3 separate regions of the Homo sapiens genome follow, and regions 1 and 2 are each linked to region 3. Evidence: chromatin loops called from intact Hi-C (ENCODE). Cell type or tissue: PC-3. All regions are shown on one strand. Each heading gives the region's core, and the rest is flanking DNA. Links, peaks and the distances in the headings are about the cores only.

The links. Hi-C counts contacts between places; a loop is a spot of excess contacts. Peaks named below come from ENCODE experiments on the same cell type or tissue, not always from the same donor. Only the 100,000 strongest peaks of a DNase experiment are listed, where the experiment ranks them.
Region 1: it touches region 3 in a loop (5-fold over the local background); 8 of 110 quality-filtered maps call a loop at or near these places.
Region 2: a loop joins it to region 3, with 4 times the contacts of the local background. A loop is called at or near these places in 8 of 110 quality-filtered maps.

What each region holds. Positions count from the first base shown.
Region 1 is chr3:151,432,154-151,442,909 of GRCh38, reverse strand. MED12L (mediator complex subunit 12L) reads right to left here. Exons shown (of 45, transcript NM_001393769.1): 45 at 6,257-10,158. The coding sequence ends at 10,106. IGSF10 (immunoglobulin superfamily member 10) reads left to right here. Exons shown (of 8, transcript NM_178822.5): 8 at 4,313-6,707. The coding sequence ends at 6,221. Among named protein-coding and RNA genes, the nearest start is that of IGSF10, 24 kb to the left of the region's middle. In PC-3, for the core only: no CTCF peak of the experiment used is centred there; DNase peaks (open chromatin) are centred at 8,539 and 9,979; H3K4me3 peaks cover 1,010 bases; H3K27ac peaks cover 4,669 bases.
Region 2 is chr3:151,418,661-151,429,416 of GRCh38, reverse strand. All of the region lies in intron 43 of MED12L (mediator complex subunit 12L), which reads right to left. Among named protein-coding and RNA genes, the nearest start is that of IGSF10, 37 kb to the left of the region's middle. RefSeq lists a silencer at 222-516. In PC-3, for the core only: CTCF peaks have their summits at 3,023 and 3,223 (motif pointing left); no DNase peak of the experiment used is centred there; H3K27ac peaks cover 408 bases.
Region 3 is chr3:151,298,900-151,309,655 of GRCh38, reverse strand. All of the region lies in intron 16 of MED12L (mediator complex subunit 12L), which reads right to left. It overlaps GPR87 (G protein-coupled receptor 87), which reads left to right. Exons shown (of 3, transcript NM_023915.4): 2 at 9,458-9,589. The coding sequence starts at 9,556. Among named protein-coding and RNA genes, the nearest start is that of GPR87, 13 kb to the left of the region's middle. In PC-3, for the core only: a CTCF peak has its summit at 4,386 (motif pointing right); DNase peaks (open chromatin) are centred at 4,005, 4,415 and 5,615; H3K4me3 peaks cover 2,048 bases; H3K27ac peaks cover 5,000 bases.

The DNA of each region.
Region 1 (10,756 bases), core at 5,519-10,518, 130 kb before region 3:
ACACAGTGAGGCTAGCAGCAGTTTTAGAGTACACATAGACTTTGGACATAAAGGAAACTCTCTCAAAAAAAACTAATCTTTTGAGATCATTTGAATACAAAAACCATTCTTTTCACATGCTTAACTCAAAGGGTCAACTTCTTAGGGTTTTTATATTTTAGGCAGAATTAAAAAATCTCATTTATCTCCATACTTGGCACAGTTTTAAAATAGTAACTGTAGGACAGGCACGGTGGCTCACGCCTGTAATCCTAGCACTTTGGGAGGCCGAGACAGATGGATCACCTGAGGTCAGGAGTTCAGGACCAGCTCGGCCAACATGGTGAAACCCTATCTCTACTAAAAGTACAAAAAAAAAAAAATTAGCCGGGCATGGTGGCCGGGCGCCTGTAATCCCAGCTGCTTGGGAGGTTGAGGCAGGAGAATTGCTTGAACCTGGAAGGCAGAGGTTGCAGTGAACCGAGATTGCACCACTGCACTCCAGCCTAGGCAACAGAGTGAGACTTTGTCTCAAAAAAAAAAAAAAAAATAGTAATTGTATAAATATATTCACACTCTCTGTAAACAAAACAGAGAAGGGAATTTTTATGATGCAGTGGAGATTCTAGAGAGAGACACTCCGTTATTTTACTCGTCTGAGTCCCCTATTCGACATTTTAAACTTCATTATAATCAGTACTTAATTTTTTCTTTCCTAAAATTACAAAGCACTTTGTGAAAGTCACAATATTAAGACCTCCACCAAGTGAAACATATTCAGGGCCCCCGCATTCTGATGTGATGAGACACATATATACAAATACACACTTTCTCTGGTCTGTTATAGGCATATGAATATATATATTTTTTGAGACGGAGTCTCGCACTGTCGCCCAGGCTGGAGTGCAGTGGCAGGATCTCTGCTCACTGCAAGCTCCGCCTCCCAGGTTCACGCCATTCTCCTACCTCAGCCTCCTGAGTAGCTGGGACCACAGGCACCCGCCACCACATCCGACTAATTTTTTGTATTTTTAGTAGAGACGGAGTTTCACCATGTTAGCCAGGATGGTCTTGATCTCCTGACCTCGTGATCTGCCCGCCTTAGCCTCCCAAAGTGCTGGGATTACAGGCATGAGCCACCGTGCCTGGCCTCAATATTCATTTTATAGCTGGCTTTCTATATAAATTATATCTTCAAAAATCAATAATTATAGCTTATGAGGTTTTTTTTTGCAAGTGGCATGACTTTACACAATGGTTTTCCATTACAGGACAAAAAATGAGGATGAGAATTTCCATCTTATATATCTGTTTATTCATTAATAGAAAACATCCATGCAAAAAAATTACACATAGTAAATGTGAATTTGTACTCATGCTTAGGAGTTGAAGATTTTCTTCTAATGACACGAGTTGATACTGAATACAGCTAATAAATTTAACTTGTGATCTTTAGTTCAAAAGTAAATGTTAATTCTCAAGTTTTTCAAATGTCATCAAAAATCACCTAAATTAAATTGAAATTTGTTTAGATTTAGAATTTTTAAATGCTGAGTTATGAAATGTGAGTTTTGTGCTTTGGAGAGGCTGAAGATGCCTCTGCATTAATCTTTATTAAGAATTCTGTCTTCCACTCTGGGAAACCTTCTATTTTCAAAAGTAAATTATCTCTCTCAAAAATATTAGTTTATAAAAAGAAACATCAATAGTTCTGTCTGTTATATGTCACAATCTCCAGTTGCATCAGATCTTGGGTGCAGGGGATATCACTCTAAGCCAGTTTTTCTCCAAGGGAAGACCCCCTACCAGTAGCATTAGCATTGTCTGGGAATTTGTTGAATCAGGAGCTCTGATTTTGTTTTAATAAGCAATCTGTTCTTAAAAGCCCTCCAGGTGATTTTGTTGCTAAAATTTGACACTTGTGTTCAAACTTAATTATTTATGTTAGCTGGGAAGTTTTTTAAAGAGTGGGTTTCTACATCCTTGGCGAGACCTATTGAAGCAGAATTTCAGGAAACCAAAGCCGGGGAATATGCATCTTAAACTCGACCCATGTAATTCTAATGCAGCTGATGAGGGATCTTCATTGAGAACCCAGTTAGAACAGTGGTTCTTTGCTGCACATGGAAACCTTTAATCCGGAAAATTCTAAGAATCCTGATGCCCAAGCCATGCTGCACACATATTAAGTCAAATTCTGGAGGTGAGACTCAGACATCATTATTATTTTAAACTCCACAAGTGTTTTAATGTTTAGCCAAGTTTAAGAACCAATACTTTTAGAAAGCATTAGGAAAGAATGCCAGTATAGCATGGTGGAAAGCGTAAGGCTTGAGAACCAGCCCTGTGACCTAAGGCAAGTTGCTAAATCTCTCTAAATACCAATTTTTCAGCTGTATAGTGAGGGAATTACTTCAAGATTAAACAACCAGTGCAAAGCACCTGGCAGTTTCCCTTCCTTTAGGTGTATTTGTATTGATTTTACTTTGGTTTATATGCCAGAGAACTTCCTTCCATACTTGGGGAAAAAAAAATTTTCTCTAATATTTTACTATAATACTTTCCATACTTACCTTTGCTGGAGAATAACAGTGACTTGATGACTGGGTGTGGTGGTTCACGCCTGTCATTCCAGCACTTTGGGAGACCAAGGCGGGAGGATCGCTGGAACCCAGAAGTTGGAGACCAGCCTTGGCAACACAGTGAGACCCTGTCTCTACAAAAAATAAAAAAATTAGGAGGGCATAGTGGTGTGTGTCTGTAGTCCCAGCTACTCAGAGGTTGAGGTTGGTGGATTGCTTGAACCTGGGAGGTTGAGACTGCAGTGAGCCGTGATCTCACCACTGCACTCTAGCCTGGGCTCCAGAGTGACACCCTGTCTCAAAAAAATATAAAGTAAATAGAAAATAGGAGAGAGAGAAATGACTTGAGGCTGTTTGACTTGGTTAGCACTTATGCTATGAAAACAGTTTTTACTTTCCTCTCGTTTTATCTACCTGCTTAGCCCATGTTGCCCAAAAATAAGAAAGACGTTTTCTCATATAGGTATCCCTGATAGCACTTTTAGCACCAGTTGAGTCTCCACTGGTCTAAAAAAGTAGATTTAGTTTTACCAGGAAAGATCTGCCATCTGGTGGTTAAATTTGGTAATGATAGGCTGTGCAGCCACTGTACATCTGGAGAAAAATGGTATTCCACACAGCTCAATCTAGTGCAAAAACTAGTCACTGTACAGCTGCCCATAGAGGGCAGATGCTGCAACAACCTTCTAAGGAACCTTGCGTTGGTATTCTAACAAAGTAAAATTTATTTTTTTCTAAAACAGTTTCATTTTTGTCACCCAGACTAGAGTGTAGTGGTGTGATCTCGGCTCACTGCAACCCCAGCCTCCTGGGTTCAAGCGATTCTCAAGCCTTAGCCTCCCGAGTAGCTGGGATCACAGGCATGTGCCATCATGCTCAGCTAATTTTTCGTATTTTTAGTAGAGATGGGGTTTTGCCATGTTGGCCAGGCTAGTCTCAAACTCCTGCCCTCAAGTGATCTGCCCACATTGGCCTCCCAAAATGCTGGGATTACAGGTGTGAGCCACTGTGCCCAGCCAAAGTAGAATTTTCTAACCAAATGATTCAGTAATTGTTTTGTTACTAATAACTGTTTAGAAAGTATCATCTGGCATCTTTTCTGAGCAACTGAGTTTACCTATATATATTACAAAATCACCATGTTTGTGGATCCAATTAGTTTACTTGGTATGTGAAATGGTCAAGGAAGTCATGGTGTCTAGAACTCCCATATTTCTAGCATGTGCCTCTTCATTAAGATTTTTTTTAAAAAATTACTATGTAACGGAGATTCATTTGAATTCCATCTGAGAAATACTTACTTGCACTAAATTATACCTGTTCAATTAGATAATTTCATCTTTCAGCAAATGGCTTAGAAGACAATAAGCTGGTAGTAATTTTATTTTTTTATTGCAACAATTTAAAGCTAATCACACATACAAAAACAGGTAACTATGAGGTGATGGACATGCTAGTTAATCGTGGTCATTTCTCTCTCTCTATATATATATATACCTCAAAATGTATGTGTATATATATATATCTCAAAATGTATATATATATATATCTCAAATATGTGTATATATATACACACACACCTCAAAATGTATATATATCTCTCTCAAAATGTCATGTTCTACACCTCAAAGATACACAATTTTCATTGGTCATGCTTCAATAAAGCTGGGGCAGAGGGAGGCAATCCTGAGTAAAACAGTTTCCCTCATTGCTAACAGCTGCACACTCAAATGAATCTCTTTTCTCCTTAGAGTGGGCAGCTGGATCCACGTCTACCCTAATGGATCCCTGTTTATTGGATCAGTAACAGAAAAAGACAGTGGTGTCTACTTGTGTGTGGCAAGAAACAAAATGGGGGATGATCTGATACTGATGCATGTTAGCCTAAGACTGAAACCTGCCAAAATTGACCACAAGCAGTATTTTAGAAAGCAAGTGCTCCATGGGAAAGATTTCCAAGTAGATTGCAAAGCTTCCGGCTCCCCAGTGCCAGAGATATCTTGGAGTTTGCCTGATGGAACCATGATCAACAATGCAATGCAAGCCGATGACAGTGGCCACAGGACTAGGAGATATACCCTTTTCAACAATGGAACTTTATACTTCAACAAAGTTGGGGTAGCGGAGGAAGGAGATTATACTTGCTATGCCCAGAACACCCTAGGGAAAGATGAAATGAAGGTCCACTTAACAGTTATAACAGCTGCTCCCCGGATAAGGCAGAGTAACAAAACCAACAAGAGAATCAAAGCTGGAGACACAGCTGTCCTTGACTGTGAGGTCACTGGGGATCCCAAACCAAAAATATTTTGGTTGCTGCCTTCCAATGACATGATTTCCTTCTCCATTGATAGGTACACATTTCATGCCAATGGGTCTTTGACCATCAACAAAGTGAAACTGCTCGATTCTGGAGAGTACGTATGTGTAGCCCGAAATCCCAGTGGGGATGACACCAAAATGTACAAACTGGATGTGGTCTCTAAACCTCCATTAATCAATGGTCTGTATACAAACAGAACTGTTATTAAAGCCACAGCTGTGAGACATTCCAAAAAACACTTTGACTGCAGAGCTGAAGGGACACCATCTCCTGAAGTCATGTGGATCATGCCAGACAATATTTTCCTCACAGCCCCATACTATGGAAGCAGAATCACAGTCCATAAAAATGGAACCTTGGAAATTAGGAATGTGAGGCTTTCAGATTCAGCCGACTTTATCTGTGTGGCCCGAAATGAAGGTGGAGAGAGCGTGTTGGTAGTACAGTTAGAAGTACTGGAAATGCTGAGAAGACCGACATTTAGAAATCCATTTAATGAAAAAATAGTTGCCCAGCTGGGAAAGTCCACAGCATTGAATTGCTCTGTTGATGGTAACCCACCACCTGAAATAATCTGGATTTTACCAAATGGCACACGATTTTCCAATGGACCACAAAGTTATCAGTATCTGATAGCAAGCAATGGTTCTTTTATCATTTCTAAAACAACTCGGGAGGATGCAGGAAAATATCGCTGTGCAGCTAGGAATAAAGTTGGCTATATTGAGAAATTAGTCATATTAGAAATTGGCCAGAAGCCAGTTATTCTTACCTATGCACCAGGGACAGTAAAAGGCATCAGTGGAGAATCTCTATCACTGCATTGTGTGTCTGATGGAATCCCTAAGCCAAATATCAAATGGACTATGCCAAGTGGTTATGTAGTAGACAGGCCTCAAATTAATGGGAAATACATATTGCATGACAATGGCACCTTAGTCATTAAAGAAGCAACAGCTTATGACAGAGGAAACTATATCTGTAAGGCTCAAAATAGTGTTGGTCATACACTGATTACTGTTCCAGTAATGATTGTAGCCTACCCTCCCCGAATTACAAATCGTCCACCCAGGAGTATTGTCACCAGGACAGGGGCAGCCTTTCAGCTCCACTGTGTGGCCTTGGGAGTTCCCAAGCCAGAAATCACATGGGAGATGCCTGACCACTCCCTTCTCTCAACGGCAAGTAAAGAGAGGACACATGGAAGTGAGCAGCTTCACTTACAAGGTACCCTAGTCATTCAGAATCCCCAAACCTCCGATTCTGGGATATACAAATGCACAGCAAAGAACCCACTTGGTAGTGATTATGCAGCAACGTATATTCAAGTAATCTGACATGAAATAATAAAGTCAACAACATCTGGGCAGAATTTATTTTTTGGAAGAAGTTTAATCAAAGGCAGCCATAGGCATGTAAATGAATTTGAATACATTTACAGTATTAAATTTACAATGAACATGCAAAATAAAAGGACTTGTAAATAAATGCATTATGAACTGATGATACTGATTTATTTAATGGATCTCAAAACAAACTTTTAACTTAAGGCACTTTTATTTTGCCAACAAATAACAATAAACAAACATTGAAACGGTTCACTATAAAATAACAAATGGCTAATGTACCTGAATTTTTCAGTAAAAAAATGAACTTCTAATACCAGTTGCCTAGTGTCCACCTCCTATCAATGTTACAAGCATGGCACTCAGAACAGAGACAATGGAAAATATTAAATCTGCAATCTTTATGATGTAAATTTACCATCCTGATGTATAAATATTTTGTGGTTTATAAATTTTTTTGCTAAAACCTACAGAAAATAAGCACTGAACTGTCTTATGATTCACCATTTGTTCACACTGAAAATTTTCATTGATGGGGAATACAAAAATGTTTTAATAACTGCATTTAAAAATAAATGCAGGCTCACTTTTCCACATGTAAAAAGCAATGTAATACCTGCACATCATAAAATGTGAAAAGGGGGTTATTTTTGTCCAAATACACCCATTAAAAAGGTTTTAAAAATACAATGAAACTTCTTTATAACTTTAAAATCTAGCTCAGGCACCCCTGGTTTGGAGCTGTTTATAAGGAAATTTTTCTGAGCAGGAATCGTTGCTCTATAAGCATTTCATTTCATTAATTCTTTATGGGATGGGAAAATGCTTGGGAGGGTCTAGGTCTATTATATATAATGAAGTTTCACTGTATTTAAAATCTGATCAATCCTACACAAAATGTGTTTTTGTAATTCACTGAATTTATATTACATGCTTAATTCAACCTGAATTAATTTGGGGAATATTAAATGATTGATCTTATCTAAATCTAGGGGTGGGGTTTTCCAGTGTAATTTCTCCAGCATCTATTCAAACATTCACCTAGTACTTACTTAAGAATTATAGGAGCTTTATAAATGGGAAAAAAATGCCATAGGTCTTAGATATCTCAGTGCACAAAACCGAGAATTACTAATAAGTTAGCCCCTGCCAATCATTTGAGACATGTGGAATAGCGCCCTTGGGTTTTCATCACACTGACTTTCAGTTAGCCCCATCTCAGCCTAAAATGTGACCTGGTTGCAACTTATGTCTGATGTTAGTACCCTGTGGCTGGAAGTGGTCAAAGCTACGCATTGATCTCCTCTACTTCCAGGCCAAGAAGGGTAAATGCAATGACTGACAAATGCAACCCTATTAAGAAAAAGCCTACAGTGTAAACAAGAGAGTCTATGGGCTTCTTATATCCAAGAACTGTGATTGATTGATAGGTATAGCTGACTCCATTTGATTTCAAGGTCTTGTCTTTAAGGGGAGCTGGGGTCTCGCTCCATCTTATTCTAAGGTAATTTCCTCTGGTAAGGTAAAGTACCAGGTTCTGCCACAGGGCTTTACCTTGTGACCATCTTAATGCAAAAGAATGCATTTGCAAGAAAAGAAAAAAAAAAAAAAAAAAAAGAAACCTCTCAAGATACAGAATTAACAGGGAGAAAATCTGAAGACTAAAGTAATTCTAGTTATTTTCTTTATAATGCGCAGGGGTAAAACAGCATTCCTCAACTTTCAATAGAATCGTGGAATTAATTAGAGTCGTAGCATAACTTCCTCACCTAAAAAAAGAAAAAAGATATGCCCCACAGCTTTCATGTGCAAAATGATTAATAATTTAACTCACCTCTGCAAAGTATAAAGTGCATACAAATGCTATGCAATTATAACACTCATTCTTAAAACAGTATTACTGTTGTTTGCAATGCTGAGCTACAAAATATATGGTTCAAACTGAACTGGCAAAGAAATTTGGAAAGAAATAATGATGGAACATGACTCACTCACTAGGCACAACATTCACATTTCGGTTGATTTGCCAATGCAGTCATTATATAGATATATTACTTTGAAGAAAACAACTTCATTAGCTTATCTAAGTATGTTTCTTGAGAGGAAAAAATCTGATATACAAAACCAGCAAAAATGTGTACAGATAGATGATACATCTTCTGAAAGCAGATAGACTATTAATTTAGTGAAAAGAATAGTTTTTAATGTTTTGGCAAAGTCTTTTCCAGCCCAGAGTAAACACAAAATGGGCAGGCTGGAGTGAAATATTTTCACAGTGTACAAAGCAGTTCACATGGATGTTGCCACAGCAAAGTAAGCTGACATGTATTTGAGGTCATTTGCATGAGTCAAACTTTGCAATGAGTAACTCACCCAGGAAGATATAAATTATTTATAGATAATGATTTGCAAAAGAAAATGTCTACTAAAGTTGTACTAGCTACATTTTAAAAAAAGTAGATTTACATGGTCTGCTCATTATAGACAAGTCTATTCACAGTATGCTTGACTATATTATATGTAAAATCATATGGCAAAAGAAAATGAAATAACAGAGAACATGGGAAAATATCCCCCACATATGTTTTAAAATGCCCTGCAATTTTCACATTCAAAATTTTATGCATCTAAATCTAAAAAAATATTATATAGAATACTCTTAAGTTACACAAACTGATAATTTACTGGTTTCTTTTTTACTCTAATAGGAGCAAATTACCACATACTTGAACAAAGTTAAAATAGTTACTATTTCTTTATAATAAATTTGATGTATAATTTACTTGTGCTTTTTGCACCAATTTATAAATACAGTATATGCAATACACAACCAAGACTGACACTGACAGTAATAATTAAATTCAAAAGAGCAAATACTTACCATACAAAATAAACAGCAAATACACCTTTTATGAAAACCAGAGCCTTCTGGACTTTGGGGCCAGATTCTCTGGAAACCATGTCAAGTGTGAGCACTGGAATCTCAAGCCAGCTACTGGATTTTTTTTTCCCCTTAAGGTGGCATAAGGTTCAGGAGAACCAAAACTGGCAATAAATAGTTGGACGATTCCACTGCAGTTCTTTCAGGCCTTTAGGATTTACATGTTGTACCTTCACAATGACTCTCATCAATGATCTTGCCTCAAAACAAATTTGAGTACAGCTACTTCTAACAGGTTTCCGCACATCTTAGGGCGGCTCTCAAAGAAACCTTGGTTTAGGTTCTTGGTTTAAGAAGTTTAAGTACGAAGCAACAATCTGTTTCAGCACCTTTTGACCACAACAAAAGCAAAGAAGAGTCCTACATAAATAAGAACAAAGTTTATAAAGTGCTTATGAGATTACAAACATTTCAAATTAGAGCGATGCAAATAAATGTCCGTTTCACCATCACAGGTGAATGCAGAATAAACAGGCCATGTTTCTGTCAAGATCTGACATGCCTTTCAAATCAGTAGTTTGGTCCAGCACAGTTTGGAAAATAAAATTAAAAAAAAAAAAACAACGTCATCATTAATGAATGAAATACATAAATACCTTAGATCCATCATAATCCATTCTTTCTAGAAATGTGAGATTCAAAAAAAGCACCAATTTCAAAAGGTCTGCTAGCACACTCTTCCGGGAGTAGGCCTGCCTGCATGATTCACATTTGTAAACCTACTTTAAAGGTGAATTCAACAAAATCAAACCACAACTTCTCCTTGGCTTTTTGTTTAAACACCTTTTTTTTTTTTTGTGAGATGTAGCATAAAATATAGTAAAATGTCAAAGAAATGAAAAAAAGGGACATTTTTAAGATGACTAATGCATTAAATTTGATTTTCTGTTTTTCAGTGCAAACATAAAACGTCATGTCTTCTCCTCTTGCAGATTCAGAAGTGTGAAGGATGCCCATACGGAGTCACTCCTTGCTGTGGCTGGTTGCCTAAGGAGAAAAATAAATTGAACCAAAATTACAGACACAAAACTATTGCACAGATGGATGCTACCCTCTTGTCACTGCTCTCAGTACCAGCTGCAGGTACAGGGAAACAGAATGGCCGGAGAGTACTATCCTTGCCCTGAAAAACCCTTGTGGTGGGATTCAAGTACCACCCTGCAGAGGGGACACCTTTATTCACAGTCCACACTTGCCAATGCAAGGCCGCAGGATTTAGGTTACTGGCCCATCCAGAGTGTCTCCCTCTGAACTAAACTACTTGGTATTAACTTTCAAAAGGAATACAGTAAAAGTTTCATAAAACATTGAAAGTTCTCAAAATGCTTATGAAAGTCAGCAATTCTACTTTAACACATAATTGGTAAGAAAAAATTAGATTGGAACTGGGCAATTTTCTGCAAATAGCCATAAGGTATGTACAACAGAACTGTGCAAGAGTATATGCAGGTGCAAGACTGTCCGTGTGTGATGACTCAAGCGTGTGCCTATGTAGACATGCATGCCTGCACATGCATACAGAAACAAGGAATGGTCAGTAGATACCAAAAAATGACATGGGCTTAGAAACAGCTACTGCTTGTTT
Region 2 (10,756 bases), core at 613-5,612, 120 kb before region 3:
TTCTGACACAGGCACATACACCAGCACGGTGCTGGCTGTTTCCCATGTGCCCACTCTCCGTGTGCTCACCAGGCTGCCTGTGTGGAGGGCATCAACAAGGCTGGCTCCTCTGCCCTCCGACTTCTAGGTGGGGAGGAGGTGCTCCCAGGAGACTGGAGCATAGGAGCACAGTGAGGCTGGGAGGGAGCAGAGTGAAGTTTTGTTTTTGCCAATTTTCCTCCATGAGTCTCTGCTGGCTGGCCACGCCCCACACCGGGAAGGTTGCAGCTCCTGTCAGGTAGCCTCCCTACCTCTCTCCCCTTCTTGTCCCGCTGGGATTAGGGGCAGTCAGTGAGTGGGCCATCACCTCCAGCTGGTTTTCCATACCTTTGTAATTTGTCTTTTGAAAAAGACTCTTCAATTACCCAACGCCAGTGCAACATCTATTTCCTCCTCAGAGCTTGTCAAGAATAGCCCAGGATTGTAAGTACAGTTGCTAGATTTAGCAAATAAAAACGCAGCACGTCCAGTTAAATGTGATTTTCAAATAAACAATAATGTTTTAGTTCCAAGCATGTCCCAAATATTGCACATGACAAATATTGCATTTAGTACAAGTATATCCCATGCAGTATTTGGGATATACACTAAAGTGTTATTCATTGTTTACCTGAAACTCAAATTTAACTGGGAGCCGTGTATTTTATGTGGCAATCCTGTCTTATCCTCTATTTAGAGGGCATTACCAAGCTGATACTTTCAAAACTGAATATTTGGCATGACAGCTGGTTCAACTTTCTCTCTCCCACTAGACAGTGAGTGACTGAAAGACAAGGGCTTGGCATACCTACTGATGTATCTGTAATATCCGGTACTGCCAGGCACACAGCAGGTGCTCAGTAGCAACTGATGGAATGACTAATTCTAAGAGCCTTCAATTCCCACAACTTTCCTAATAACAAGAAAGATCCACAAAACTAATGAACTATTCCCTCCACCAATGTTACTATTTTCCCCAATACAAATTAGAGAAGCAGCAGCTTGCCATTTTTTTCCATTGCCCAAATCAAGAGTGAAAAATAAAAATCAATCTTTCATTTATATGGAAATGTTAGTATTCTTTTCTATTCAATAGTTTTTATGCTTACTTGGGGAAACTATTGTACTATGTGCCAGGTACTGTTCCAGACATTCTATGTGTCTATTAGCATATTTAATCCTGACTTAGCTGTAACTGTCCTCAATCTCTTATCCAAAGTCCTAAGACAGATATGTGCTTTGGAATCTGAACATATGCAGTTTACTAAGAAACACTCCTAATATGCAGACCAGGCAAAATGTAGGACAGCACTCCATAATCAAGCATATTACATTTCTGTAGCAAGCACATGAATAATTATATCAGGTAGGATAAATGAAAAGAGCCTCATGTCTATTCAGGTCAGCTTTTGCCACCAATGAGTTCATGTCAAATTTTGCTGTTCACTTCTGACTGGTTAAGACTGCTGCCCCCAGAAAATGTCCCATATCTATGACATCTATCATCTTGCAGACTTATTTCACTGTGGTGAACACATTTAAAATCTACTTTAGCAATTCTGGAATATACATTATTAACTATAGTTACCTTGCTATGCAATAGATCAACAAAACTTATTCCTCCTGTCTAAATGAAACTTTGGACCCTTTGACCAACCACTACATTCCCCTCAAGCCTATCCATGATTGAAAATACCAGCTTCCAAATATCAACTTATTCAGAAATAATTACAGATTCTAAAAGGCTGGCTATAAAGATGTCTAAGCTGATTGAACAGCATATTGGGGTACATGGTGTACAAATAGTCAACATTTATTCACTCAACAAACACATAGCTGCCTTCTTTATGTTCATTTAAAGCCTGCTTCAAATAGAGTATTTCACAGAATAAAACACTGTAGTGGTTGCCTCAGATACTATATTTTGCAGAGCCTAAGCAGTAACTAGGTATACCCTAGGAAGCTTGTGTACACATGTATGCGTGTGTGTGTTGGGGAGTTCAGGGTGGTGTGAGGGTGGCTTAAGAGGTAGTACATAGTCAGAGGGCCTCAAATTGTGATCCAGGGATTCCTGGGAGAGGTCCCCAAGACTCTGTCAGGTTATCTGCAAGGTCAAAACCATTTTCAAAATAAATACTAAGACATTATCTGCTTTTTTCACTTATTTTCTCATGCACGTACATTACAGCTTTCCAGAGCCTACATAACATGTGCTATTACAACAAATCAAATGTTCTCTATTAAACCAGACACTGAAGAAATTTTCAAAAATGTAAACCAGGCCAGGCACAGTGAGTCACACCTGTAATCCCAGCACTCCTGAGAGGCCAAGGCGAGCAGACAGCTTGAGCCTGGGAGTTCAAGACCAGCCTGGGCAACATGGCAAATCGCCATCTCTACAAAAAATTACTAAAATTAGCCAGGCATGGTGGTGCATGCCTGTAGTTCAGCTATTTAGGAGGCTGATGTGGGAGGATCACTTGAGCCCATGAGGTCAAGGCTGCAGTGAGCCGTGATCGTACCACTGCATTCCAGTCAGGGTAACAAAGTAAGACCCTGTCTCAAAAAAAAAAAAAAAGTAAAACCATGTCATTCTCATATAACTTTATTTTGAAATATATGCCTATTTTTCATAAAAGCATGTTACTTCCAGGAACATAAGTTTATCTTTAGGTACTAAACATAACAATATTTAGTATTAACGAATATTTGATTTCTAACATGGTAAATATTGATACACAAAAGCTCTTTGGGTCTGCAATAATCTGTGAACATGAAAAGATTCTGAGGCCAAGAAATTTGACCAACTTCCTTAAACTGACCAGAAGTACATGATCTATATCTACAATCTTCTTACAGTGTTTTACCACATCTGCTTCCTCTCAAGGCCTCTGGCTACTAATTTTAACTTGCTTTCACCTGTACATGCACAGGCAATAGGCCCCAGATGCAATTTCTCTGGGCTCTGGAGCACCTACCACTAGGGGATGAGGGCTGCCTCCAACACCCTACAGAAGCCTCACTACTGAGCATTTCAATTCAAACTGAACCCCTCCTGTGAAGAACTGAACCCTGTATGTGGCTGAGGCAGCACAAAATCACTGGGGGAAATTTAAAGGATTATCCTCCCGGGACTCCTCTCTAGACTTCCTGAATTAGAATTTCTGTAGCTAATGTGCTAGAAATCTGAATTTTTAAAATGGCTCCCCCAAGTGGTTCATTCAGGTGCCTGGTGAGATTTTGGAATCATCACTGTGGTGGGAGTTGAATTTTTAATTTACCAAAACAGGTCAATAAATAGGTTCAGTAAGGTTTACTAGAGGTCCCCCAAATCATAATCTATGTATGTTTTGCCTTCCCTATTCAAATGTGATAAATGAAGTGGGAAAGATTTTTTGGCCCATATCCATACAGAAGATGATCTCTCCCCTCTGTGCCTTTGCAGATGTTCATCCCTTCTCCTGGAATACACTTCCTCCCCACTTCGTTCCACTCTACCCTTCCCATAAATCTACTCATCCTTCAAAGATCAGCTGAAGTTATCATCCATTCCCTCACGCATTTAAAGAGTGAATCACTGCTTTTGTATCCTTAGTACTGTGTAAATGCCTCTATTAGCAAACATATGGTTTAACATGATAATTGCTTCTCTCTCTAGGATTCTGGATTTTTACTTCTCAGAGGCAGAAGCCATGCCATGCTCCTGCTGTAACCACAAGACCGAATACCCAGCTTACTACTGTCAGGTATAACTAATCAACATGGTATAACCACTTCTCCAGGAAATACCATTGTTTGCTGAATTAAACACAGACACACACACACACACACAAACAAAAACAAAAATGTATTTACTGTAGTTCCCAGCTACTTGGAAGGCTGAGGTGGAAAGATCACTTGAGCCTAAGAGTCTGAGACTGCAGTGAGCCATGATCACATTGCTGCACCCCAGCCTGGCTGACAAGATTGAGCCTCTGTCTCTAAAATAAATTAAAATTAAAATTCTGATAATGTATTTTGATGTATTTTGACTGATCTCTAAATTCCTATTTTATTCAATAACATTTACTTCTTCTGCTCAATCACAGCATAGGCAAAAATGTGCTGCTAATTAGTAATTTCTATTTAAATAAACATCATTTAAATATTTTTTGTCTCAAAACTTGAGCTTGCCCCGTCAGCGAAAGCATATGCTGACAAAATCAGCTGCAGGACTGATTCAGTAATGGACCTACCGATGCTCAGATGGTCTGGACACCTTGCCTCCTGAATTGTGTTTTCCCTTTCTTATGGATAATGTGTGATTTTAACAAAGGTTTTTTTCATTGCTTTGACATCCAACAAATGAGTCATTCAACAAATATTTATCAAAATCCAGGCAATCTTCTGGGTTCCAAGGGCACCAGAGTAAAATACATCCCTTCCCTCATGACAGTTAAGAGGTTTTTGCTGTGACCACTTCATTTGTTACCAAAAGAACAAAGCAGCAAAGCAACATTTATTTTAAAACTGCACTACCAACTGACAGAGTCCACAGATTGCTCCGACGAATGAAGCATGGTCGTCCGTCCCTACAAGCGGCAGCGGAAGGAACAACAACGTATAGGGTTGTGCATGCACTCAGCCACATCTCCACTCTCACAGGGCGGCACACTCTCAGTCCACACTCTCAGACAGAGCTAGCAGCTGATGTGTTTCAGAATTTTTTGTGTGTTTATTTTCAAGGTAACTAGTAACTTGCATAGAGTTTTTTTGTTTTGTTTTGTTTTGTTTTTTTTGAGACAGAGTTTTGCTCAGTCGTCCAGGCTACAGTGCAGTGGCGCAATCTCGGCTCACTGCAAGCTCCGCCTCCCGGGGGTTCACGCCATTCTCCTGCCTCAGCCTCCCGGGTAGCTGGGACTACCAGCGCCCACCACCACACCCAGCTAATTTTTTGTATTTTTAATACAGACAGGTTTCACCGTGTTAGCCAGGATGGTCTCAATCTCCTGACCTCGTGATCCACCCGCCTCAGCCTCCCAAAGTGCTGGGATTACAGGCGTGAGCCATTGCATCCGGCAGAGTCATCTAATCTGTACACAGTTTAGTAAGAAAAAAGTACTATATCAAATATATTGGCTATCCAGTTACCAGAAATCTCCTGATATTTCTTCCCCAACCTCTTTCTATAAATATTACTTCTTCTTTTCCTTCCAAAAGAAAAAAAAAATTTCCAAATTCATGCAAAGGAAGGCAACGTAGCTCAATGTTCTCTGGACCTAATTTCTTCCACTTCAAAAGGAGAATCATATTATCTGTGCCTGCTACTTCCCAATTCCAGAGGCAGACTGAAAAAATATCTCAATTTCTCTGAATGGAACAAATGAATTTCTTGAGGAAGAGTCAAGGACAATTTCACAAGTGATCACTGACTAAAATTTAATGTAATTAAGTAACTACTGCTACCATTATGCATATTTTTAAAAGGCAAATATTCAATATAATATGAAACGGACACAAGGATCAGTCGATGTAAAAAGCCAACTATTTAAAGCTTTCTGTTAGCATATTTTTTTAAGTCACCAAACTAAGACAACCTGAGTTTAAGATGAAAGGAAATGATGCAGCGGGATGGTGTTAACATTATTTTCTTAACACTGGAAGTAGTTTTAAAGAATAGATCATGGTCTGTCAACATATTTAGTTAAGAATTAACTTAATCACAACAAGAAGCATTAAAATTATTTAATGATTTAATAAGCATTAAAAATATTTTTCTAGTCAAGAACTATAATTTAGGCCAAAATCAGACATGCCAAATATATTTTCCCAGCAAGGGTACCCATGTCTTTATTTCCAGATGTTTTTCCTTCACAGAATACAAGCAACTGAAGTAAGTAGATGGCAACACAGGCATTGATATTAAGTCCAGACCAGATTTAATTTGTAAACATAGGCTTTTCTTAGTCTTTCTTGCTCTTTTCACAGAAAAACTCTGTTTTCTGGTGACACGTTTTAAAGAAGCACTAATTTCTGCCCTGAGTCACTTTTTACAAGTTGTTAACTTTTTATAAGTTTTTAAAGTGATTTTTTACAGCCAAAACCAAGGGATGATCATTGTCCCACACATCCCAGCTGATGACGTCAACGAGCAAAGAGATGAACAAAATAGTCAAAAAGCAATGAATCCATTCTGCACATGTACCCCAGAACTTAAAGTATAAAAAAAAAAAATAGCTGGGCATGGTGGCAGGCACCTGTAATCCCAGCTACTCGGGATGCTGAGGCAGGAGAATCGCTTGAACCAGGGAGGTGGAGGTTGCAGTGAGCTGAGATCATACCATTGGACTCCAGCCTGGGTGACAGAGCAAGACTCCGTTTCAAAATATATATATATATATATTTTTATGATCTCCTAGAATGCATTAAAATAGAAGGGACTTGTGCAAAAGCTAAAAAAAAAAAACCTAGTTCTGTTCCTCTTACAACAGCAACAAAAGAACAAAAAAATATATTTTCATTAATTCTAAATAAAACTTGAATTCTAACTCTAAAAAAAATTAACATTCAATTTCTTCTTTTCAAAAAAAAAAAAAAAAAGCAATGAATCAAATCCTACTGCCTTCAACATCTGCCACATTCAGCCTCCTCTGTCAAGGCTTCCCAAACTTCTCTCACCTTCTGACCTGTTATTATTTCGGTTGAATTATGTTCCCTAAAAAAGACATGCTGGAGTCGTAACACCCAGTACCTCAGAATGTGACCTTATTTAGAAACAGGGTCTTTACAGTGGTAATCAAGTTGAAATTAGATAATTAGGATGGGACCTAAACCAATATGACTGGTGTCCTTATAAAAAGTGAAAACGCATAAGGACTGGTATCCTTATAAAAAAGTAGACACGTATATGCACAGGGAGAATGCCTGCGAAGGTGGAGGCAAAGCTCAGGGTGCTGCTTCCACGGGCCGAGCGATGCCAAAGAGTCCCAGCGAGCCACCAGAAGCTGGAGGAGAGGCATGGAACAGATTCTCTCTCACAGCCCTCAGAGGGAACCAACAACCCTGCTGACACCTTAATCTTGGATTTCTGGCCTCCAAAACAGACAGTACATTTCTGTTGTTGAAGACATCTAGTTTGCGTACTTTGTTAGGGAGTTCTAGCAAACTAATACAATGCCTCCAGCTCTTCTGTCAAAAATTCAGCAACCGTAAACTACTTTCCACAGGCAGTGCTGCCATTGAGCCACTTCCTATGATTCTAAGTCCTCTAGTGGCAGGAAGTGATGTTTCACTGGCACGCTCTATAACATCTGGCAGGGTGCTGGTCTCCACCACACACACGACTGCAATCACTTCTGCACTACCCTAAGAAAAAAGCATTTATTGAATTCAACTGTGAATGTCACCAGATAGCAGCAGGACAAGTCAGGGGATGGGGGGCAATGTGTTACCATTACCACTTTGATACAGCATGAATCAGAACCCCAAAACAGGAAGAGTTCACTTATCTTCAACAGCTACCTTACCACCCTCTTCTCTAGCAAAGAAAAAAACAAAGAATGAAGAGCTTTGGCTAGTACCAAGAACTGAATCTGCTGGAGATGTTTATAAAATATAAATAAATATATTTATAATACATACAATGCATCTTAGTGGAACTATTAAGAAAAAGAAAAATACCGAAAGATAAAAGGATATATAAAAATTTTCTTGCCAGGCATGGTGGCTCATGCCTATAATCCCAGCACTTTGGGAGGTCCAGGCAGGTGGATCACTTGAGGTCAGGAGTTCGAGACACCTGGCCAACATGGTGAAACCCCATCTCTACTAAAAATACAAAAATTAGCCTAGTGTGATGGTGCGTGCCTGTAATCCCAGCTTCTTGGGAGGCTGAGGCACAAGAACTGCTGGAACTCGGGAGGTGCAGGTTGCAGTGAGCCAAGATTGCGCCACTGCACTCCAGCCTGGGTGAGAGAGCAACACTGTCTCCAAACACAAAGAAACAAAACAAAAAAAAAAAACACAGTAAAGCACAGGAAGAAGCATGATTGGAAAACTAGTGACAAAGAAATTTGGGGAAGAGGTATGTGGCTGGACCTCTCTGAGTGGTTGAAAACTGTGAAGATATTTGTATTCCATGTGAGTGCTCGCCAATGGGTGACCTCAGCAGAGGAAGATTTTAATAATCAAGTGGATAGGATCACCCATTCTGTGGACACCACTCAGCCTCTTTCCCCAGCCACCACTGTCATTCCTCAATGGGCCCATGAACAAAGTGGCCATGGTGGCAGGGATGGAGGTTACGCACAGGCTCAGCAACGTGGACTTCCACTCATAAAGGATGACCTGGCTACGGCCACCACTGAGTGCCCAATTTGCCAACAGCAGAGACCAACACTGAGCCCACGATATGCCACCATTCCTCAGGGTGATCAGCCAGCTACATGGTGGCAGGTTGATTATATTGGACTTCTTCCACCATGGAAATGGCAGAGGTTTGTCCTCACTGGAAGACACTTACTCCGGATGTGGGTTTGCCTATCCTGAACACAACGCCTCTGCCAAGACTACCATCCGTGGACTCACAGAATGCCTTATCCACCATCATGGTATCCCACACAGCACTGCCTCTGACCAAGGCACTGACTTTACAGCTAAAGAAGTGCAGCGGTGGGCTCATGCTCATGGAATTCACTGGTCTTACCATGTTCCCCATCATCCTGAAGCAGCTGGATTGACAGAATGGTGAAATGGCCTTTTGAAGTTACAATTACAATGCCAATTAGGTGACAATACTTTGCAGGGCTGCGGCAAAGTTCTCCAGAAGGCCGTGTATGCTCTTAATCAGTATCCAATATATAGTACTGTTTCTCCCATAGCCAGGATTCACAAGTCCAGGAATCAAGGGGTAGAAGTGGAAGTGGCACCACTCACCATCACTCCTAGTGATCCACTAGCAAAATTTTTGCTTCCTGTTCCCACAACATTACGTTCTGCTGGCCTAGAGGTCTTAGTTCCAGAGGGAGGAACACTGCCACTAGGAATACAATGATTCTATTAAACTGGAAATTAAGATTGCCACCTGGACACTTTGGGCTCCTCCTACCTTTAAGCCAACAGGCTAAGAAGGGAGTTACAGTGTTGGCTGGGGTGACTGACCCGGACTATCAAGATGAAATCAGTCTACTATTCCACAATAGAGGTAAGGAAGAGTATTCATGGAATACACGAGATCCATTAGGGCGTCTCTTAGTGTTACTATGCCCTGTGATTAAGGTCAATGGGAAACTACAACAGCCCAAACCAGACAGGACTACAAATGATCCAGACCCCTCAGGAATGCTTTGGGTCACTCAACCAGGAAGAAAAACACGACCTGCTGAGGTGCGTGCTGAAGGTGAAGGGAATACAGAATGGGTAGCAGAAGAAGGTAGTCATCAATACCAGCTATGACCACGTGACAGTGGCAGAAAAGCGGACTGTAACTGTCATGAGTACTTCCTCCTTTTGTTAAAAACATGTTTGTGCAGGTATACACTTGTACTAATATCTTAATTTTATTTCCTTTTCCTTTATCATGTGACATAGGATTTACTGACTTCATATCAGGATTTAAGCATTGTTAACTTTATGTAATAGTATTTGGGTTGGGGATTGGTGCGTTTCCGGTTGCAGGAAGGATAGTTGTATTATGTTAGCTGTAATTACGACCTTACTATTGTCTTTATTTGAAGATTATGTCTGATCTCAGGAGGTGTGTATGGGCTCAAGTAGACAAGGGGTGGACTTGTGATGGTTAATACTGAGTGTCAACTTGATTAGATTGAAAGATGCAAAGTATTGATCCTCGGTGTGTCTGTGAGGGTGTTGCCAAAGGAGATTAACATTTGAGTCAGTGCGATGGGGAAGGCAGACGCACCCTTAATCTGGTGGGCACCATCTAATCAGCTGCCAGCGAATATAAAGCAGGCAGAAAAACATGAACAGGAGAGACTGGCCTAGCCTCCCAGCCTACATCTTTCTCCCGTGTTGGATGCTTCCTGCCCTCAAACACCGGACTCCCAAGTTCTTCAGTTTTGGAACTTGGACTGGCTCTCCTTGCTCCTCAGCCAGCAGACAGCCTATTGTGGGACCTTGTGGTCATGTGAGTTAATACTTAATAAACTCCCCTTTATATATACATATCTATTCCATTAGTTCTGTCCCTCTAGAGAACCCTAACTAATACAAATACCAACTGCTAAATGCAGAAACATAAGAGTAAGAAAAATCACCATTTTGTACCCATTACAAAGTAAGAACTAGTGTTTGGTAGTACAATAGGGCAACAGTGGTTTACAATAATTTACTATATGTCTCAAAATCACTAAAAGAGTAGAAGTGGAATACAAAGAAACACAAACAACACGAAATAACACAAAGAAATTAGAAATGCTTGAAGCGATTTTGGGTACCCCAATTACCCTTATTTGATCATTACACATTGAAAGCTTGTATCGAAATCTCACGTATCTGTACATAAATATGTACAAATATTATGTATCCATAATTAAAAGAATTAAAAATTAAAAAAAAATAATTTTTCCACATCCATAGTAAGAATGAATTTAGGCAAGAATAATTTAATAGATGCTAACAGTAGTGTGTGAAGATTTGATGAGTAATGACAGATTTATCAAACTATTCTCATAAATTATTAATTGCAAAGGGAAAATAATAAGTTCACAGTGGGGAGATCTATCAGACACAAGACACACAA
Region 3 (10,756 bases), core at 2,432-7,431:
ATGTGGCACATGGGGATAACATGGAAAGCTCTGAGAAGAGGAGGCAGATGAGTTACACCTGAAGGCGGTATAGGGAGCTTGCCTAATAGATAAGAGGCAGAAGGGATTTTCAGGATAAAATGCAAGGTAAGGAGGGTCTGGTGCAGGAACTATAAAGTGGGCAGGTATACAGGTCAGGTCAGGAGGTCCTCATCACCTGCAGAGGAGCCTGAGTTGTATCCCATATAAGACAGTAAGCCAGTGAAGACTGTGACAGAAGAGGACATCAAGAAAAGAAATGTGAATAGCAGGAAAATGCATGTGGCAAATATTAAGATAATACAAATATACAGGTTACTATTTCTCCTAGTTGAGGAAGTTACTACATCTATAAATCAAGCCAGAGAAAAATATTTTAATTCAAATATTCCTATTAGTTTAAGAGACATTGTTTAAAACATGATTAATGCCAGAAGTTGATAAATTCACTGAAGTATGAATTACTTTGAAGAAACGTTGTGTGTGTGTGTGTGTGCGTGTGTGTGTGTGTGTGTGTGCGTGTATTTCATGAAATGAGTTATATGTGATCCCAGATCCTTTTACTACATATGGGTGAGGGTGGGTTATTTATTTGTATTCATGAGAAGAGAAAAATGAGAGTGAACGTTTGATGCTGATTAAGAAAGGTGAAATATCCACTCATATTAAAGACTTCACTTGAGAATTTTAAAATTGTCAGTGAAGACAAGTGATGAAATTGAAGTAAAAATGCTCTCTTAGGTAATTGTCTTACTCCATTAACTTAAACAGCATTAAGGTTTGGTTAAGCTGTGATTACAAGAATAAGGGTAGCTAACCTGACAACAGTTCTAATGGAAAGGTCTGGAGAATACTTGCACCATATCCCACAGCCCAGAAAACTATAATGATGACTGTATTAAAATATCAAGGTGACGCCACCACCACCACCATGAAGAATAATTATAACTCTTAAGTAGAATGCTTAAGCCACAGGATGCTATTCCAAAACAAGGAACAGCATCTACATGAACTTGTGAAAAGCATTCTGCATCTTTTAATAGCCTAGTAAACAGTAATCAAACAACTAAAGACTTTACCTGGAGTCTTGAATTCTAAGAATATCTTTAAGGGCCAGAAGTCACTTGAAATGTATTTAGTTTAGAACATATTCATTTAAAACCACTATGTTGGCTACTGGGACTGTGGCCCCTAAACTGACTAGCCTCTTACATAAATGATCCAGAAGTTACCTATATGGAATTTATACTTTGCTTAAACAGAAAATAAAAATACATGTTTCACCTCAGTAAGTTGTAAAATTTGAGTAAAATTCTTATTACTCACAACTACATAGTAATGTGATACAGATCTCCTGATCTGACTCACAATAGCCATAGTAATGTGAGTAGTAGGAATTTTACTCAAATTTTACAACTTACTGAGTTAAAAAGTGTATTTTTATTTTCTGTTTAAGAAAAGCATATTTCTTAAATATGCTTTTTAAGAAATATGTTTAAGCAAAGTATACTTGCCATGAATTACACCTTTACATTACTATAGCACTTACAATATAAAATTGACTTAACATATGTTTTCTTACCACATTCACACAGCACCCTTGGGAAGTACGTCAGGTATTTATTATTCTCCCTGTTTCATAGATGAGGAGGCTCAAGCTCTGTGAGGTACAATGCTTAACAGGGTCACAGACTGAGCCAAAAACTTAACAGCTGCCTACTGAATCCAGGTCTAGGATACTTTGCACTGGTCAGGGAATCTCAGTCTAGAACACTTTCTACCAGGGAAGCTACTTCTGACACTCCACTAGGCCAGCAAAGCAACACCACAGAGGCAGCCTGTTCTGGGGTCTTAAAAGCTAGAGCTCATTTCCTGGTTTTGCCTCTCACCATCTGTGTGGTATTGGGCAGGTTGTTGAATCCTGCTCAGTTCCCTCACTTGTCAAAAAGAATAGTCAGGTTTGAGGTTAAGGTTATAAAGAACCATTAGACACAAATCTTGTCTTCAGGGAGTTTACAATCCACTTTACATCAACCCCCCATCTGCTCTAAACACACACACACACACACACACACACACACACACACACACACACACACACACAGAGCAAGTTACCTGAGGTCACCTAAAAAAAATTTAACTCTAAATTGTTAACCAAAATAGGTCTATTTGTAAGCTACATGTACCAGCAAAACTATGAGAACAGAACATCAGTGTAGCACCTGAAAAACCTGAATGAAGGGCTGCTGTGCTTTGCATTCCAACACATTTAGGAGACTAACTCCATGCATGCATTAATGAAATGTGCTATGAATACAGTGACCTAATTCCATTACAATAAGAGGTAACTCATAACCAGTGAGGTAATCTGCCTCTTTCCCCAGGCCTTCAGCAGAGCTATAATCTTAGCATTGTTGAAAAACACACATAAATTTACAAATACACATACACATAAAGTCAGGCTTAAACTGAGAAAGATTCTTAGATTATAGGTGATTCCAAAATAGAAGAGATCCTGTATCTTTCAAATAAACTTTCTATCAGATGGCTTTTGTGAAGACTATCTCTTTACCACAAAAATGCAGGAACTACATCAATATCTCTATATAATCAATCAGTTCAGTATAGCTTTTCAGAACTAAAGTGGCAAAATAAACCTTCAGATCTCAAATTCTTACAATTTCAGATGTGAGCTTTTAGAGGGAAAACTGGAGAGTGGAGGACAGATAGCAAAGATATTGATATTATAACTCTGTCATTTGAGAACCACCACTACCAAACACTAAGTCAAAAATTAATCATGAGCAACTGCATTTAGGGAGCCAGCATTTAACTGGCACTGATATTTCAAGATCCTGACCAGAGGGCAATAACAAGAGAGATGAAGCCCAGGGAGAGTTAAAGCATTGCCATGGCAGGGCAGGGCACACCGGCCTGCTCTTCCTGCTGACAGAGTTTCCCCCGGCGTGGTACAAATGACTCCCCACCCATGCCAAGATCCAATCCAGTGAACTGCAACAGCAGGCTGGCTCTGTGTGGACCACAAGGCTGGGTGTCCAAAGTAGCTGTTCAGTAGTCCTGGATGTTGTCCTCCCATAGCCCTTCTGGGGAGAGAGCAAATGTTTGGGCATCCAACACAACTGGGGTCAAGTCCCTATTCCACTACTCAGAAGCTTTTCGTAACACCAGAAACCTCAGTTTTTCCCCACCGAAAGCAGTTTTATAACACAATCAGTAGGGTTTTCACTTAAAGGCCCCAGTAGAGGGGCAGGCACAGAGAAAAGCTCCACTGTGACTATTAACACATTCTCAGGTGTGAACTAATCAACATGACCTCCTGTCACTACTTTTTTCTGGGTTGCTAAGAGGTATAAGAAAAACCATTTGAAAAGAAATGGTTAAGTGATGGTCAGTAATACAAGAAAAATCAGGCGTTTGCAGGGAGGAGAGACACAGAAGAAGGGAAAGATACATTTATAATCAAAGTAGAACAATTGGGGATCTATAGAGGTTAAGTATAGCCACATAAGATTAAATGATAAGCGGAATAATCATTGCCAAATCAACTGACTGTAGGACCCGGCAGGTAATGCTCCTGAAAGAGGTGGCCCAGGGATGTCAACGCGTATGCTGTGAGCCAGAGAACTGGAGAGAGCTCACTTCCCCATCAGGAAGAGGCAACTAATAGTGCTGGATTGTTCATGCTGGATGCTAGCAAATCTTCTCATCTTTCAAAATGGGTTCCAAATCTGGATTCTTATGTGAAATTTCCTGATGTTTTCAACATTGTTCAGGCCAAATAAAACTAGACCTCTAGTTTGGAAGATTAGCAGTTCCTTCACAAGCTTGATGGAGAAAACAGACTCCTACCTCTGCCCAATACTGCCCCCCTCCCACTTCCTGTCCTCTAAAATAACCCCCCAGAATCATTCTTCACTTTTACTCCACAACAGTATAATAGAACTGCAATTTCAGTTTCTATTGTATTTGATATGAATCCCAGCTCTACCCATTACTCACAGTGTGAGTCAGGGCAACTTAATTAAACTGTCTGAATCTCGTATCTTCCTACCTGGCGGGGGTGGAAATATATCTAGGTCCTAGGGTAGCTCTGAAGATTGCTTAAGGTATCAACCACCAAGTTCGGGGTCCAAAAGCAAGGAGAAACTGAGAATGTGTTAATCCTTTTCCACCAACCTCATTTTACAACCAACAACAAAGAAACATGGTTAGTAAAATAGCCAAAGGAAAATACCAATGGGTGGCTGGAAAAAAAACAGGTCTCTAAGCAGCGATACCATCTAACCTCAGGAATGACTGTGAAACCTAGGCCTACCACAAACATCACATTCTTGTGTGGTTTCATCAGCTCTCAGCTGAAGGAACAGTAGGTGGCAGGGCAGGATTCCCGCCCGGGATCCAGGTCCTGGAACCAAGCCCTTTACTACCACTGAAGCAATCTTCCTTGCAACACCCTGCAAGTGCTGGGACATGCAGACAATGCAGAGCCACTGTAGTAAAAGCACACAGGGAGCGCTGAAGCTGAGGCACTGATCATTCAGAAAGACAGCAGGCAGGTAAGGCTCTGAGACAATTTAAAGGAAGGGCAAGCTATTGGAGCAAAAGTATCAGTCAAATGACTCCTGAGAGGGCAGCTGAGGCCACCAGCCACACAGCCATCTCAGCATAAACAAGGTGCAAGGATCCACCCCCCTCAACCCCCTTGTCCAGCCTATGAAGTGCTAAATAAATTCAACTGTGTACCTATGATATACAGCAGGAACTAAAACGACTTCAGCTCCACCCTGCGCAAGTACACAGGCTGCTTTGTAAACGTTCATCATTTTAACCTCGCAGTCAACCTATAATGGATGAGTCTTCATACCCATTTTATACAGGCAGAAATGGAGGGTTAGAAGCTAAAACCAACAGAGCTGGGGCTGTAATTCAGAGAATGAGAGAATCAAATCCTTGCTCTATACACTCCACCACGGTGCCACCATACTTGGCTAGAGGTCAAGGCAGGATTTTTTTTTTTTTTAATCCAAGCTGGAAAAAAAATTTTTTTTTGAGACAGTCTCACTCTGTCGCCCAGGCTGGAGTGCAATGGCATGACCTCGGCTCACTGCAAGGTCTCCCGGGTTCAAGCGATTCTCCTGCCTCAGCCTCCCGAATAGCTGGGACCACAGGTGCACGCTGCCATGCCCAGCTAATTTTTGTATTTTTAGTAGAGACAGGGTTTCACCATGTTGGCCACGCTGGTCTCGAACTCCTGACCTCAGGTGATCCACCAGCCTCGGCCACCCAGTGCTGGGATTACAGGCATGAGCCACCGTGCCTGGCCAGAACATTTTTAAATGCCAGACATTGAATGATATGCTTAAGAAAACCCTCCATTAATCCTTTATCTATCTCCACCTCCCACCTTCTCTGTCTCCTTTCTGTCACAGGCATGTTCTTTTTTTGAAAGAGTTTTCTGAGATTGCTGCCTCCACTTCCTCACCTTACAATCATTACTCAACCCTCTGTCATTAGGCTTCTCTCCCCAAAACACCCTGGGCCCCCCAGCACGTGGAGCACTGGCAAAGATGAACAATGACCTTTTTGTTGCTGAATCCCATCCAGTGGCACTTTGCTGTCCTATGTCACTTGACTTCCCCCACAGGATAAAACTAGTCACAATTCCTCATTTCCTAAACTCTCTTTTTGGTTCACATGACATTATTATTATTATTTGGTAATCCTCCCAACTCTCTGGCCTCTCCTTCAGGCACTCCCCTCACCCTAAGACTGCTCCATTAAAAAGTCTACATTAGCTCTCTGCTATTCTCACTCCACTGTGTGGTTTTGGGTTTTTTGTTTGTTTGTTTGTTTTGAGACGGAGTCTCACCCTGTCATCCAGGCTGCAGTGCAGTGGCGTGATCTCAGCTCACTGCAACTTCCGCCTCCTGGGTTCAAGCAATTCTCCTACCTCAGCCTCCCCAGTAGCTGGGATTACAGGTGCACGCAACATCATCTGGCTAATTGTTGTATTTTTAGTAGAGATGGGGTTTCACCATGTTGGCCAGGCTTGTCTCAAACTCCTGACCTCAGGTAATCTACCCACCATGGCCTCCCAAAGTGCTGGGATTACAGGCGTGAGCCACCATGCATGGCCGACTGTGCAGTTTCATCTTGAACAATCTCATTCATTCCCACAGCTTCTTCTATCACCTATTTTCTATTGGCCTTAGATAGACATCACCAGCCAGGAGTACTTCTCCAAGCTCCAGACCTTTCTCTTTAATCATCTAGTAGACACCTCCACATGCATACTACACAGGCATCATGAAATCAACCAATCCAAAACTAAACTCCACTCTTCCCAGTACGTGTTTGTCCTTTCATGGGTCCTACATCAGCGAAAGAGACTAAAATCTATAGTCAAATACCTGGGAGGCCTCCAACAATCTTCTAACCCTTTTCACCAGCATCATTCAGCCACAGATTCTTTAAGATGCCTCATATTTTGTCATATATCTCCATCTCTACATGCTGTCACCAGTTCCTCAGTAGACTATTATACCTTATCTTTGGCTACACTCAGCATTTCCATGTGCTCCTTTCTGATTGGACCTTGGGCAAACCTGCCACAACCTGGGCATCATAGTTGTCATGGAACCTCTGTAATCCTTGCTTCCCCTCAGTTCGGGTACACCTCTGTATCTTCACAGCATCCCAAACCTCTCATTCGATATTGAAATGGTCTATTTCTGGATTCTCAACTAGACTCTAAACTTGAGGACAGAAATGTACCTTTCTCTTCTTTATAAACTCCAGGGCCTGAAATATGAGCAGACTCTTAGTAAACGACCTTATGAAAGAGATCAGGTTATGGCTGGTACTGAAGAAGTAGCAGAGATTCCCAAGGTAGGGAGAGAGGGGAGAAAGGAGGCCATTCACAGGGCAGGAATGGGTATGAAGAAAAGTAGGGAATTAAACTCAGGCATATGGCTGACAGTCTGCAGTTTGGTTAAACCAGAGAGTTCCAATAAGAGTAACAAGATCTTGACTTTAATTTAGGCAAAGATTAATGGAAATAACAGAAGCAGAAACTGGCATTTATAAAGCACTTAATTTATAAATGTATATTCAATTTAGCCTCATGAAGGAGGGATGCTAGATACTATAAAGTAGGTATTATTGTTCCCATGATTCAAAAGATTATGGGGCAAGCAGATTTCCCAAAAGTCTATTGTGATCTCTTAGTTACCAGAATTTAGCATGTTCTGACTTTCACATTCCGTGATCTTTAACACTACAAGAATAACTCCTTATCTTTAGTTAGCAATTATAATTCAAGAATTGCCTTACCATACAGTAACACAGGATTAAGGAGCAAAACAATAATATCTTTAATGCCCTCCACTCCTGCCCCCAACCCCAGCAGACACTAATCGACTTTCTGCCTCTACAGATTTGCCTTTCCTGGACATTTCACCTAAACACATGTAGTCTTTAGGTATCTGGCTTCTTTCTCATGCAAAACGTTTTCACGGTTCATCTATACAATAGCTGTATTTCACTTATTTTTATTGAGTAATATTCCATCCTTTGCCTATACCACAGTTGACTCATCTACTCTCCAGTCAGCACTTGGCTTCTTTCTGCTTTTAACTATCATGAATAATGCTGTTATAAACAACTGCATACAAGTCATTGCATGGACATAAGTTTTCATTTCTTGTGGCTAGATACCTAGAGGTGGAACTACTGGGTCATATGATACATTTGATTTTAACTTTTTAAGAAACTGCCAAACTCTTTCCAGAGTGGCTGTACCGTAATTTTAAATTCTTATCATCAGTGTATAAGGGGTCCTGTTTTCACCACCCTCAGCAACACTTGTTACTGTCTGTCTTTTTCAGATACAGCCATTCTGGTAGATGCAAGATGGTATAGCACTGTGGTTCTCATTTGAATTTCCCTACTGACTGATGATGTTCAGTGTCTTTCCCTGTGCTCTTGGTGAAATGTCTAGACAAATCTTTTGACCTTTTTTAAATTGGGTTCTGTTCTCCTTATTAAGAAGCTGTAAAAGTTCTTTGCATAGTCTAAATAGAAATCCTTTATGAGAAATATAACATGCAAATATTTTCTCCCAGTCTTCTCTCTCTATGTCCTGCTTATTGGCCAACTGTCTGCTCTCTCTCTCTTACTGCAACTGTCAGTGAGGAAGGTTACAGGAAGCCATCTGAAGAGGACAACCATACAACTTGAGAACAGAGAAACATAAAACTAAAAATGTGTCTATCAGGCAATTTCCTTGAAATGTTTCCATGAGAAACTGGATTCAAGCTTTTTAGGCTTACTGAAATCCAAAGATCATTATTATAAAGTCTAGAAAATTAACTGCGTCAGTCATTCTCCCCAGTAAACTTTAATAAATAAAAAGAAAGTAGAGTTTTACCTCTTTGCCTTACATTAAAAAATAATGTGATGCTGGCACCCAAAAAGGAGGGATTCTGAGAGCCTTAATCATTGCCTATGCTGCATTAACCAAAAAAACACTTTCTGACTTCTGCTGTGTACCACATACCGGAGCTGTTCAAGGTGACGTATGGATAGACTGTCTAAACTCTCAAAAGAGTGGATTCTGGGTGGAGAGCATCACTGAAAAATTAAAAACCATTTTTTCCATCTACTACCAAATCAAGTACCTTAGCTACATGTGATATTTGCAAACAGAAGAGAAGGACACACACAGGAACATAAAAAGAAATAATAACTGCCTCTCCACTTACTGCAAACTCTTACACATACTCCTGCCTCCCACATGCCCTTTCCCTGCTATCTCAGCACATATGCAGGGACAAAAGTAACTGCTCACACCAGCCTCAAGTTTGCTTTGTGATTGGACAGAATGAGGTTACCTGGGGTCTCTTTAAGCAACATCAGTGATGGGACCTGAAAGTCTCACATGGTTTTATTTCATGAGAAAGAGTGTGACTTCCCCTAATGGTAAACTGTCCTATAAGCATATTTTACTTTAGCTGCACTTTCCAGAACAGTTCCCAGGAATTCTGCTTTCTATGGTCAATACGTGATAGAATCCAGAGAACAGGGAACAGACCCAGCTGCAGGGGAAGGGGTGGGGGAAATCATGTTTGATAATATCCAACATTGCACATACATATGGTCTCAGCTAACCTTTATTAAGATGTTGTGAAGAATGCAAAGCTCAGAAATGTTAAGGTATGTAGCCAAAGTCACCCACAAGACATAACTCCCAGCAGGGAATTATGAAAGAGGGCAACTCTGTGTGGCCCAGGTGTTCATCTCCAAAGAGCACATGCTTTCTGAATCGTGGAGGCAATTGCTTTAACTGAAAAGACCAAAATGTTGTATTTTAAAATTCCTTCCCAGATGATTTTTTCCTCATTTTTCATTTTCTCCCCAGAAATCAAACCAGGAATAACCTATGCTGAACCCACGCCTCAATCGTCCCCAAGTGTTTCCTGACACGCATCTTTGCTTACAGTGCATCACAACTGAAGAATGGGGTTCAACTTGACGCTTGCAAAATTACCAAGTAAGCCGTCGTAAGAGATACAAAGAAAATCTTACTTTATTGATGACTATTATTTCCACTGTTTGGGAATTTGGGGAGTTTAATGGTCAGAGAACCAACTAACAAAATAAACCAGCATTTAGCTTTGTGTTTCCTTATGTATAAAACAGCAAACATGCAGGACAGTATCGCTGAGATAAATTTAGCTTGCTATCATTTTGTTTTAAACTTTGTTTCATCTAGACATCATCTCTAAAATGACAAGTAGGATTAAATTAATAATATTTATGGAAGATTTTAAACACAAACTAAAATTACGTATTACTTTCCAGATTTAATAGTCTAAACCAAGGTTCATGAGGTTCCCCAAGAGGCCAGAGATAACATCTACCTAATCTACTGGGTAACTATTTGGAAAATGATCATACCTAAATACAAAAAATTAGCCAGGTGTGGTGGCGCACGTCTGTAGTCCCTGCTACTCAGGAGGCCGAGGCACTGGAATCGCTTGAACCCAGCAGACAGAGGTTGCAGTGAGCTGAGATCGCACCACTGTACTCCAGCCTGGGTGACAGAGCAAGACTCTGTATCAGAAAAAAAAGGAAGAAAGGAAGAGAGGGAGAGAGAGAGGAAATAGAAAAGAAAAGAAAAGAGAGGAGAGGAGGGGGAGGGGAGGGGAGGGGAGGGGAAAAGAAAAGAAAAGAAAAGAAAAGAAAAGAAAAGAAAAGAAAGAAGGAAGGAAGGAAAGAAAGAAGGAAAGAAAGAAAGACCGACCTAGGCAGCTGTGCCCTGGTAGTGACACCCTATAATTTGAATGACTTTTATTATTTCATTCCCACCTGGCAGGTAGAGCAGTGACATATGTTGAGACTTTCACATTTTGTGCCAAGTGTCACGTCCCAGTGAACAATGATGTAGCTTCACCAAAGGCAAAAGTGGCAGATTCTTCCCTACTCTGTCATTCATAATGTGACTCTATTAACAAGAGAAATGGTAATTAAGCTTTATGTTATAGAATGCATACCTACTAAGTACTAGATACTGTAGTCAAAATGTTTGCAAAGCATTTAACTCTCAGAAGATCCAGCAAGACAGCTATGTATTCCATTTTACAGTTATTAAGAGGCTAAACCAGCATTGTCAAATAGAACTTTCTGCATTGATGAAAATTCCCTGTATCTGCACTGG